Regions from separate parts of the Mus musculus genome. Here region 1 is linked to region 2. A link is a loop called in an ENCODE intact Hi-C map of the cell type or tissue named here. Cell type or tissue: left cerebral cortex. All regions are shown on one strand. Each heading gives the region's core, and the rest is flanking DNA. Links, peaks and the distances in the headings are about the cores only.

Region 1 (3,845 bases), core at 1,346-3,845, 120 kb after region 2:
ACTCTATTGGGTTCTGACCAAAGTTACCACTAGACTGAAGTACCATTCATCTGTCTCATGTTAGAGAGCTGTTTACTTTATTAAGGAAATGGGAAACCCATACACCTCATCTTAGGTTCCTCTCAACTTAGTATCCATGCAAAGTAACCCTTTCCTAATGTCAAGTGGCTGCCAATGGCTTATGTGACATTTAAGGCAAAGAGCTCCAATATATTCAAAATATAGCTGGGCGTGATAGCACACTAGAGACTCAGGAAGAGAGCTTCACGCTCTAGGCAAACTTGCCTGGCAGTGGTGGTGCACATGCCTTTAATCCCAGCACTTGGGAGGCAGAGGCAGGCAGAATTTTGAGTTCGAGGCTAGCCTGGTCTACAGAGTGAGTTCCAGGGCAGCCAAGGCTACACAGAGGAAAAACCCTGTCTCAAAAAAACAAAACAAAAAAAGATAGTTGTTTAATGAAAGGCATTGTTGTACAATGTTCATAACATTATCTATGTGATACTCTTCTATTTCAATAGGTAAGGCTGTAGAAACCCCAGAAACAGCCATGCCCAATGTCATAGGACTAGAAATTGGCTGGTATTGGTTTAAAGTTTAGGATTTTATGGACTGGGATATTTCTTACTAGGTGGGTACTTGTCTAGTGTTTAGGAAGCCTTGGGTTCAATCTCCAGCACCATATAAACCAGCTCTGGTGCTGTCTCCCTTCCTGTAACCTCTCTACTATGTGGTCGATGCAGGAGGAGGAGAGATGTTCAAGGTCATCTTTGGCCAACTTACTGAGGTCAAGGCCAGATGGGATACACAAAACCCTGTCTCAAAAAGAATCAAAAAGAGGAAGTTCGGGGTTTCACAAGTCCCTCCTTTTATCCTCACAGCAGTGAGAGAATCTGTTCACAACAAAACTTTCATCTTCAGCAGGTTGTGGTGTCTGGCACCTGTAATCCAGGCATCAGGGAAGCTGGGGTAAGGATTTTGAGTTTGAGGTCAGTATAGCACATAGCAAGTTTCAGCCACAAAGGAAAGCTCACCAATGAATGCAAAACAAAATGGTCGTGGGAGACTGAAACCTAGAGCGGGTTTTGTTTTGTTTTTGGTGGACCTTGAACTTCCATGATATGAGTAAAAGTTACCAGGAAAAAAAAAATCCAGATTAACCTCTAAACAAAATGATAAAAAAATTCTGCTAGCCTACATACAAGTGAAAAAAAATGTAAATGCATGGTAGATGGCTCAGTGAGTAAAGGCACTTTCTGCCTAGCCTTATGATGTAAGTTACAGGACCCACATGGGAGACAAAAATGGACTCACTGTTATCCTCTGATCTCCACGTGCGCATGTGTGTGGCTCAACACATACCATTCCTATAAAAACAATTTTAAAAATACATTTTAGGCTGGGCAGTGGTGGCACACGCCTTTAACCCCAGCACATGGGAGGCAGAGGCAGATGGATTTGAGTTCTAGGCCACAGGAAAAACCCTGTCTTGAAAAACAAAACAAAAAACCTAGAATCCCAGCACCCAAGAGGTTGTAGGCAGGATGAAGCATTCAAGTGTTCAGGGTAAGTCTTAACTACAGAAGATGTTTGTCTAAACAATACGGCCAAGTTAGCTAGTGAAGGATTCTGTTAGATCACATTTCAATTTATTGGTGATTCCAATTAAAAAATTAGTGGCTAATCAAAGAAAATTCCACAAAAGATCTCAACTATCTAATCTGCCACTTTCATGATAAGCAACTGCTATAAATTCAGCGAGGTGTAAATTAGCTAATAGTTTCACGAAATCCTGCTAATCCAGAAATAAAAAGTTTCTAGTTTAATCTAACTTTTTTTTTTTTTTTTAGTAAGACTAATTAATAACCTTTTCCTCAGGACCACCCCCCCCCCCCAGGTCTAACAAACATAGCCTCTCTGACTTTTAGGGCGAGGGCAGAATACCGCGGTGAGGTGGTTTCGGTGGGAACACGGTGGTGGGGGCTGCGGGAGGCTGGCGGGCGGAGGGCGTGTCCGAGAAGCCCAGGCTGAGAAGCAGCCCCTGCTTAGCTTGGTTTTCGGTGCGCGGCCGAGAGCCAGTTGAAGGGGCGAGAGAGACCGAATAAAGGAGCAAGCGGGCGAGGGCGGCAGCTGCGCTACCTCAGTGCCCGGAGGCCAGGCTCTCCCAGGGCTTCGAAGGATGAAGGCGGGTGTCCTGACGGCCTTGGGCTGTTCCCGGGACGGACGCTGTCCAGGGAGGGGCAGCGGTGGCTCCCCTCCAGCTCCGGGACCCGCCTCCAACACTCGGCCCCGGGACTTATTGTTCCGGGAGGCCGCAGGCTAGGCCTGGCCTGGCCGGCGGGTTGTACCCCGCCCCTGCCAGGGTCGGTGGTGCTGGCGCGCCGACTGGCGGCCGGTGGGCTGCCCTGTGCGTGTCTCTTTAAGGGGCTGGGCCTGCAAGGCTGCAGGGCGGGCGGGGTGCGCGTCGCTTCGGGAGTGAGTGTGTGAGGGTGAGAGCGGCGGGCGGGCGGTTGCTGGAGGGAGGGAGGGAGGGAGGGAGCGAGCGAGAGAGCGAGAGAGCGGGCGGGCGGGCCAGCCAGCCAGCCAGCGACGCCGGCCGCCCCTGCCGCCGCCGCGATCGGACCAGCGGCCGCCTCCCCTCCGGTCCCCTCCCCCGCATCGGCCTGCCGCGGGGAGGGGGCTAGCGTCGCCGCCTCCAGCCGCTCCTCATGAAGCCGCTGCCGTCGCAGCAGCCGCCACCGAAGATGGGGGATTTCTACGATCCCGAGCACCCGACCCCTGAGTAAGTCTCTGCTCCGCGGTCTCCCGCTGTCGTTGGTCGCTCCAGCCCGAGGGCGGCGCGTCCTGACCGGTGGCGGCGCGCGGAGTAACGGGCCCCGGGCGGCTTCTCGCGGTCGTGGTGGAGGGCAGGCCGGGCGGAGCTCCTGGAGGCCGCCTCGCTTGGCCTCGGCTGGCCCGGCGGTTGGGCCTGGCGCGGAGAAGGCTGCTCGCGTCGCCGCGGCGGTTGGGGCGGGCGGCCCGGTGGGGGAGGGGCGGCCACGGCCTCCTCTGCCGTTGCCGCGTCCTCGGTCGGCCTGCTTAGGTTCGGCGTTCCGCGCAGCTCCTCCAGGACACTCGGTGGCGTCCCGGGCTTCTGTTGCAAACCACGGTGCATAGTCCGAGGCGCCGCAAAGGCCGACGCCGGCGTCAGGGCGCCGGCTCGTGTAGGCCGAGAATCCTCGGGCTCGGGTGGAAGCTCGGCCCATCGCCCGGCCTATCGGTGACGGCAACTCGGACCGGAAGGGCCTACCGCGCGTCTCCCCGCTTCGATCCGCGGAGGAGACCCGCGTTGCATTCCCGGTTTTGATATTATTTTTGTTTTTTGTTTTCCCTCCTCCTTGGACACTCAATTCTGGCCCAGTAGAGCGATGAGCTTCATATTCTGCACCTTTGGCGCTTGGGTTTTGTAATGGTGGCAAGGTTTGTCTGGTCCCGTTGTTGAGGTGACAGCAGTTTTGTTTTTTAACCTGAAAGTGAAAACCTGGCAAACATTTCTTGATTATGATGCTTGAACACTTTGGCGTCCTATTTCTTAGGTAATAGAATCTAGAATCTTATCTACAAGGATGGCTTTACTGCGTGTGAAGATTTAGTTAAGAGACCCTTTGTATAGTCTTCTCTAAAGAAGATAGTGTACTTGTAAAGCGAAATACAGTTTTGTCGTATAGTTTCTTTTCAGTACACCTAGGGCATTTTTATATTTCTGTTGGGTGTCAGATGGTGGTGTACACCTGAGATACCAACTGAATTAGGATTGCAGGCAGGCTTCCTCAAAACAACAACATAAGTAAAAAAGCAAGCTTCCACTT
Region 2 (5,411 bases), core at 1,174-3,673:
TTAGAGGCAATGTAGAGCCCGAGAATAAAGACTCTGGATTCACAAGACGGGTTTCCCCGACCCAGGTAGGGCCCACGTCCTCTTTGTAGAAGTAACAGACATTTCCATACTAAAAGTATGTTAGGGTCTAGAGAGGTGGGTTGGTTGTTAAGAACACTGGCTGCTCTTCCAGAGGACCTGGCTTTGATTTTCAGCATCTACATGGCAGTTCCCAGCAGTCTATAACTCCAGTTCCAGACCTTTAGTCTTCTTCTGGGTTCTGTGGGCACTGCACACATGTGGTACACAGACATACATATGTGCCAAGCAAAACTCCTATACACATACAATAATTTTTAAAATGAAGTTTAGCCAGGCGGTGGTGGCGCATGCCTTTAATCCCAGCACTTGGGAGGCAGAGGCAGGTGGATTTCTGAGTTCGAGGCCAGCCTGGTCTACAGAGTGAGTTCCAGGACAGCCAGGGCTACACAGAGAAACCTTGTCTTTAAAAAAACAAAACAAAACACAAAAAAATGAAGTTTAAAGAGTATGTTAAGCTGGGGGGATGATTTGGAAGCTAAGGTGTTGCCACACAAACACGGGAACAATCTTGGGAATCAACCTAAAGATAGGAGGATTGAAAACTGGCTGGACAGAGTTGTACACCACGGCCTGTGTGTGCCCCCCCCCCAATTCATTATGCAGAGACACGATAAAGCTAATTTTTGAGAGTCGGAAGCCAGCTAGTGCAGCTGTCCGTTCTGTGTCTCTGCTTTCTGGATGCTCTGAGGCGAACTCGGCCATCAAGGTCCTCCCTACGATAACCCTTGAAGCTATGAGGCAAAATGCCTTTTAATTTTGAGGTATTTTTGTCACGGCAATTGATTTGAGAACAAAAGGAGTTGTTTGTGGGAAGAGTTTCATTATGAATTATAACCCTCTGAAGATGGATGGTGGGGGGAGGGGTGGTACAATAGCTAGTGTACCTAAAAGCTGTCGCCTTCAAATGGTTAAAATTGTAAGGATTACATTAGATATGCTTTACTGCAAGACTAAGGTGTGTGTGCGCGCGCACAAGATCTTTCACTAAGCTATCCGGGGGGGGGGGGGGGGTAGCACACTCATTTAATCACAGCATGTGAGAAGTGACCCCCAAGTGAGAAGGCAAGCCCCACCTAGACTATGTATTAAGTTCCAGGCCAGCTTGGGCTTCTTTAGAACCTGCCCCTATACCAACATTACAGACACCATTTCTGCAAAACTCAGGAACAACAGGTGAGTCCCAGCTGAGGGGAAGCCCTGCTGAGCAAAGAGAAGCAACAGCTTAGATCCCAAAAATGAGGCCAGGAAGGGATCAATGTGAGCTAGAACAGGGAGGGGGTAGGGGGTAGTAGGAAGTCTTGGTTTTTGTTTTTTGTTGTTTTGTGGGTTTTTTTTGTTTTTGTTTTTGTTTTTGTTGTTCTTTCTTTAATTTTTTTACTTTTCTTTCTTCTTCTTCTTCTTTCTTCTTCTTTCTTCTTCTTCTTCTTCTTCTTCTTCTTCTTTCTTCTTCTTCTTTCTTCTTCTTTCTTCTTCTTCTTCTTCTTCTTCTTCTTCTTCTTCTTCTTCCTTCTTCTTCTTCTTCTTCTTCTTCTTCTTCTTCTTCTTCTTCTTCTTCTTCTTCTTCTTCTTCTTTCTTTCTTCTTTCTTCTTCTTCTCCTCCTCCTCCTCCTCCTCCTCCTTCTTCTTCTTTTTCTTCTTTTTTGGAAGTCTTAATTCTTGTAGACAGACCATGTAACAAAGGGGCATTCCAGAGGGTGGCACTGCAGGGAAAGCTCTAGGATTCAGAACAGCCAAGTAGCCGCCTCTGCATCTTGAGCATCCTATCCCTATTGGCTGCCCTCCCCTGAGCCTCACTACTTATTTGGCAGTGCCAGAGCTTGAACCTAGTGTGTTGTGTGTTAGGCAAGCACTCTCACCACTGAGCCCCATCTCTAGCCCCCCTCTCCTCTGTAGAATGGATAAATTCCCAGTGGATTCATTCCCAGCCCCAAATGGTACTTCTCAAGTCAAATTACTGCAAACACAGATGTGAGTTCTGGGGTATCTATACAGTTGCTATAACAGAGTACAATAGACTAGATGAGCCAGCTAGCAGGAATTTAAGGCTGGGAACGAGGCCCAAGTGTAGCATACTTCCCTAGCAAACGTGAAGCCCTGAGCTCAACGCTCAGTTACAGTAATTGGTATGAAAGTGTCAGAGAGCAAAAGATCCATCATAGATGTCAAATGCTGATGCCGGTGGTGGGATGGGCCGGGGAAGGTGAAGGGGTAGAAGGGATGCCCCATCTCATCCTCCCCTCCCACTTACCCATTTCCCCAGCAAAGCAGGAAGTTAGAGGTAACATAGGCTCCCATGGTTCAAGGGAAGAGTCAGTCCCATCACCAGGGGGCAGCAAACACCACATTAAGCCAGGTCAGCTTGTCCTCTCAGGACCTTTCCTTCCAGTAAGCTGCATGGCCCCTTAAAGACACACTGAAAGCCTTCCTCCTGTTACCAATGTGGAAACTTGTGTCTGGGTTTTGGGAGTTGACCACCCAAACTGCCCCCAGCAAGTGAATGTAAGAGTCCAGGATGGAGGTGGGTCATTTATTCAGCCTACTTTACTTGCCCCCCCCCCCACACACACACACCAGGATCCCACAAAATGTTTTAGGTGCTGTTGAACGAAACAGGTGAACATCTCTGCCCTCAAGAAAGACGACATTTGCCGGGCAGTGGTGGCGCACACCTTTAATCCCAGAACTCGAGAGGCAGAGGCAGGCGGATTTCTGAGTTCGAGGCCAGCCTGGTCTACAAAGTGAGTTCCAGGACAGCCAGGGCTATACAGAGAAACCCTGTCTCAAAAAAAAAAAAAAAAAAAAAAAAGAAAGAAAGAAAGAAAGAAAGACGACATTTTAAAAAAATGAGCCCAAGATATGACACAAAGCAGAGACTCATCATTTGGAAGGCTGAGGTTTGAGGCCAGCTTGGGCTACTTAGGAAACCCTATCTCAAAAGAAACTGTTGTTAGGAGAAGAGGAAGAGAAAGAGGTGGAGGAAAAGGAAGGGAAACACAGAGAGAGAGGCACAGACACACACACACACAGAGAGAGAGAGAGAGAGAGAAAGAGAGAGAGAGAATATATACAATGTGGATAGAAACTTATGTGGACAGTCAAAAATATGTGAAAGATGACCCATCTCATCAGTAACCAGAGAAATGCAAACCAAACTACACTGAAAAGCCATTTCAGATTGGTGACTATGATCCAGTTAATAACAACAGTCCTTGTCAAGAATGAGTTACTTTGGGCTGGAGAGATGGCTCAGCAGTTAAGAGCACTGACTGCTCTCCTGAATTCAAATCCCAGCAACCACATAGTGGCTCACAACCATCAGTACAGCTACAGTGTACTCATATACATAAATAAATCTTTTTTTAAAAGAGTTACTTTCACTGTACAGCTAAATTAAACTTGTTTACGTTTGTTTGTTTGTTTGTTTGTTATGGCGACAATGTCTCTGTGTCGCTCTGGCTGTCCTAGAACTTGCTCTGTAGACCAAGCTGGCCTCAAACTCACAGAGATCCACCTGCTTCTGCCTCTCGAGAGCTGTAATCAAAAGGCATGCACCACCACCTCACAGATCAAATTGGCACAAGGATTCCTTGGCCCAGAATTCTCTTCCTACTTGTCTGTGAGCTCTGGAAATGTTCCAAACCACCCCAAACAGGAAGCTTTGTGTTTTCTCCCTGATGCCTCCCTTGGCTCAAAATCCTGAATCTTTACAGAGCAGGGAATGAGGCAGAGAAGAGGAAAGTGTTCTCCCAAAACATCCTAAGATTGTGAGAGCCCAGGCACAGGAGAAGAAAGGGGGCGGGGCGGGGTGAGGACAAAGTTAGACTGTCCTGACTCTCTTAGTCTCAGACTTGGCAAAGCAGAACAGGGGCCGGGGCTGGGGCCGGAGTCGGGGCTGGAGTTGGGGCAAGAGCTGGAGCAAGGCTGAGGCAGGGCCGGGGGCTAGGGCGGGGGCCAGGGCGGGGGCAGGAGCTAGGGCAGGATCTGGGGCAGGGACCGGGGCAGGGACCCGGGCAGGAGCCGGGGCAGGGACACCCACCTTGCATTGCTTCCTTTCCAAGCCATCATCCAGGTTCTTTTTTTTTTTTTTTTTTTTTTGGTTTTTCGAGACAGGGTTTCGCGCCACCACGTCCGGTCATCATCCAGGTTCTTGAAGCTTGGGAGAAAGGCTTTTTCCTTACACCTAAAAAGAGGATGGATTATGCCGGGCGTGGTGGCGCAGCCTTTAATCCCAGCACTTGGGAGGCAGGGGCAGGCAAATTTCTAGGTTCGAGGCCAGCCTGGTCTACAAAGTGAGTTCCAGGACAGTCAGGGCTATACAGAGAAACCCTGTCTCAAAAACCAAAAAAACAAACAAAAAGAAAGAAAGAAGAAAAAAAAAAGAGAGAGAGAGAAAGGAAAGAAGATGGATTTGCCCCAGGAGGGAACACAGGAGCCACTCCTGTCTGCACCTCTTCCTTCTAGACGGTCCTGGGCCTTCGAAAAACTAAAGAATGTTGGGCACTTTTCCCTGGGAAAGATTCCAAAACAGGAGATTTTCAAGTACCTTTGAGGAAGCCTATCCAGGGGAACCAGAAACATAGCCCTGGCACCTAGGGTCACTTGGCCAGCAGATGGCGCGAAGGCCATAGTATTGCCAGGTCTTGACTACAAGCTTCCAATCCTGCACGAAAAAGCCCAGCAGATTCCAAAATATGTCTAGTCGACCTTCCTTTTTATTTTCTTTTTCTTTTTTTTTTCCAGTTTATATTTTGCATTACGTTTCCTTTGTCTGTATGTGTGTGTGTTGGGGGGGGGGGGCCGGAGCTCCGCATGTATCACAGCCTGGATGTGGAGGTCAATGGACAACTGGAGAAGGTTGGTTCTCTCCTTCCACCATATGGATTCCAGGAACGGAACTTGAGCAGCAGACTCGACAAGAAAGTGTCTTTTTTTGTTTTTCATTTTGAGACAGTCTTGCTAGGCCAGTCTCAAGTTGGTACGTAGCAAAGGATGTCCCTTAACTCCAGTTCTCTTGCTGGCCTCCACTTCCTAGGCGCTGAGATTGCAGGGACTACCTTGTTTAACTTATCAGTGGAATTCCTACAGCATCCTTTATTTGTTTATTTATGTAATGGGGAAGGAAGAGGGGGCATGCATGTGTGGAGGTCAGGGAACAACTCATTTCTTTCTTTTTTTTTTTTTTTTTTTTTTTAAAGATTTATTTACTGATTATATGTAAGTACACTGTAGCTGTCTTCAGACACTCCAGAAGAGGGAGTCAGATCTTGTTACTGATGGCTGTGAGTCACCCTGTGGTTGCTGGGATTTGAACTCTGGACCTTCTGAAGAGC

The links. A loop is a pair of places that touch in the nucleus more often than their neighbours do. Peaks named below come from ENCODE experiments on the same cell type or tissue, not always from the same donor. Only the 100,000 strongest peaks of a DNase experiment are listed, where the experiment ranks them.
Region 1: a loop joins it to region 2, with 7 times the contacts of the local background. A loop is called at or near these places in 11 of 42 quality-filtered maps.

Annotation. Positions count from the first base shown.
Region 1 is chr9:110,529,974-110,533,818 of GRCm38, forward strand. It overlaps Setd2 (SET domain containing 2), which reads left to right and starts at 2,624. Exons shown (of 21, transcript NM_001081340.2): 1 at 2,624-2,779. The coding sequence starts at 2,706. In left cerebral cortex, for the core only: a CTCF peak has its summit at 2,376; DNase peaks (open chromatin) are centred at 1,389, 2,413, 3,118 and 3,832; H3K4me3 peaks cover 2,278 bases; H3K27ac peaks cover 1,952 bases.
Region 2 is chr9:110,409,296-110,414,706 of GRCm38, forward strand. No RefSeq gene overlaps it. Among named protein-coding and RNA genes, the nearest start is that of Ptpn23, 3.8 kb to the left of the region's middle. In left cerebral cortex, for the core only: CTCF peaks have their summits at 1,782 (motif pointing right) and 2,404 (motif pointing right); DNase peaks (open chromatin) are centred at 1,817 and 2,412.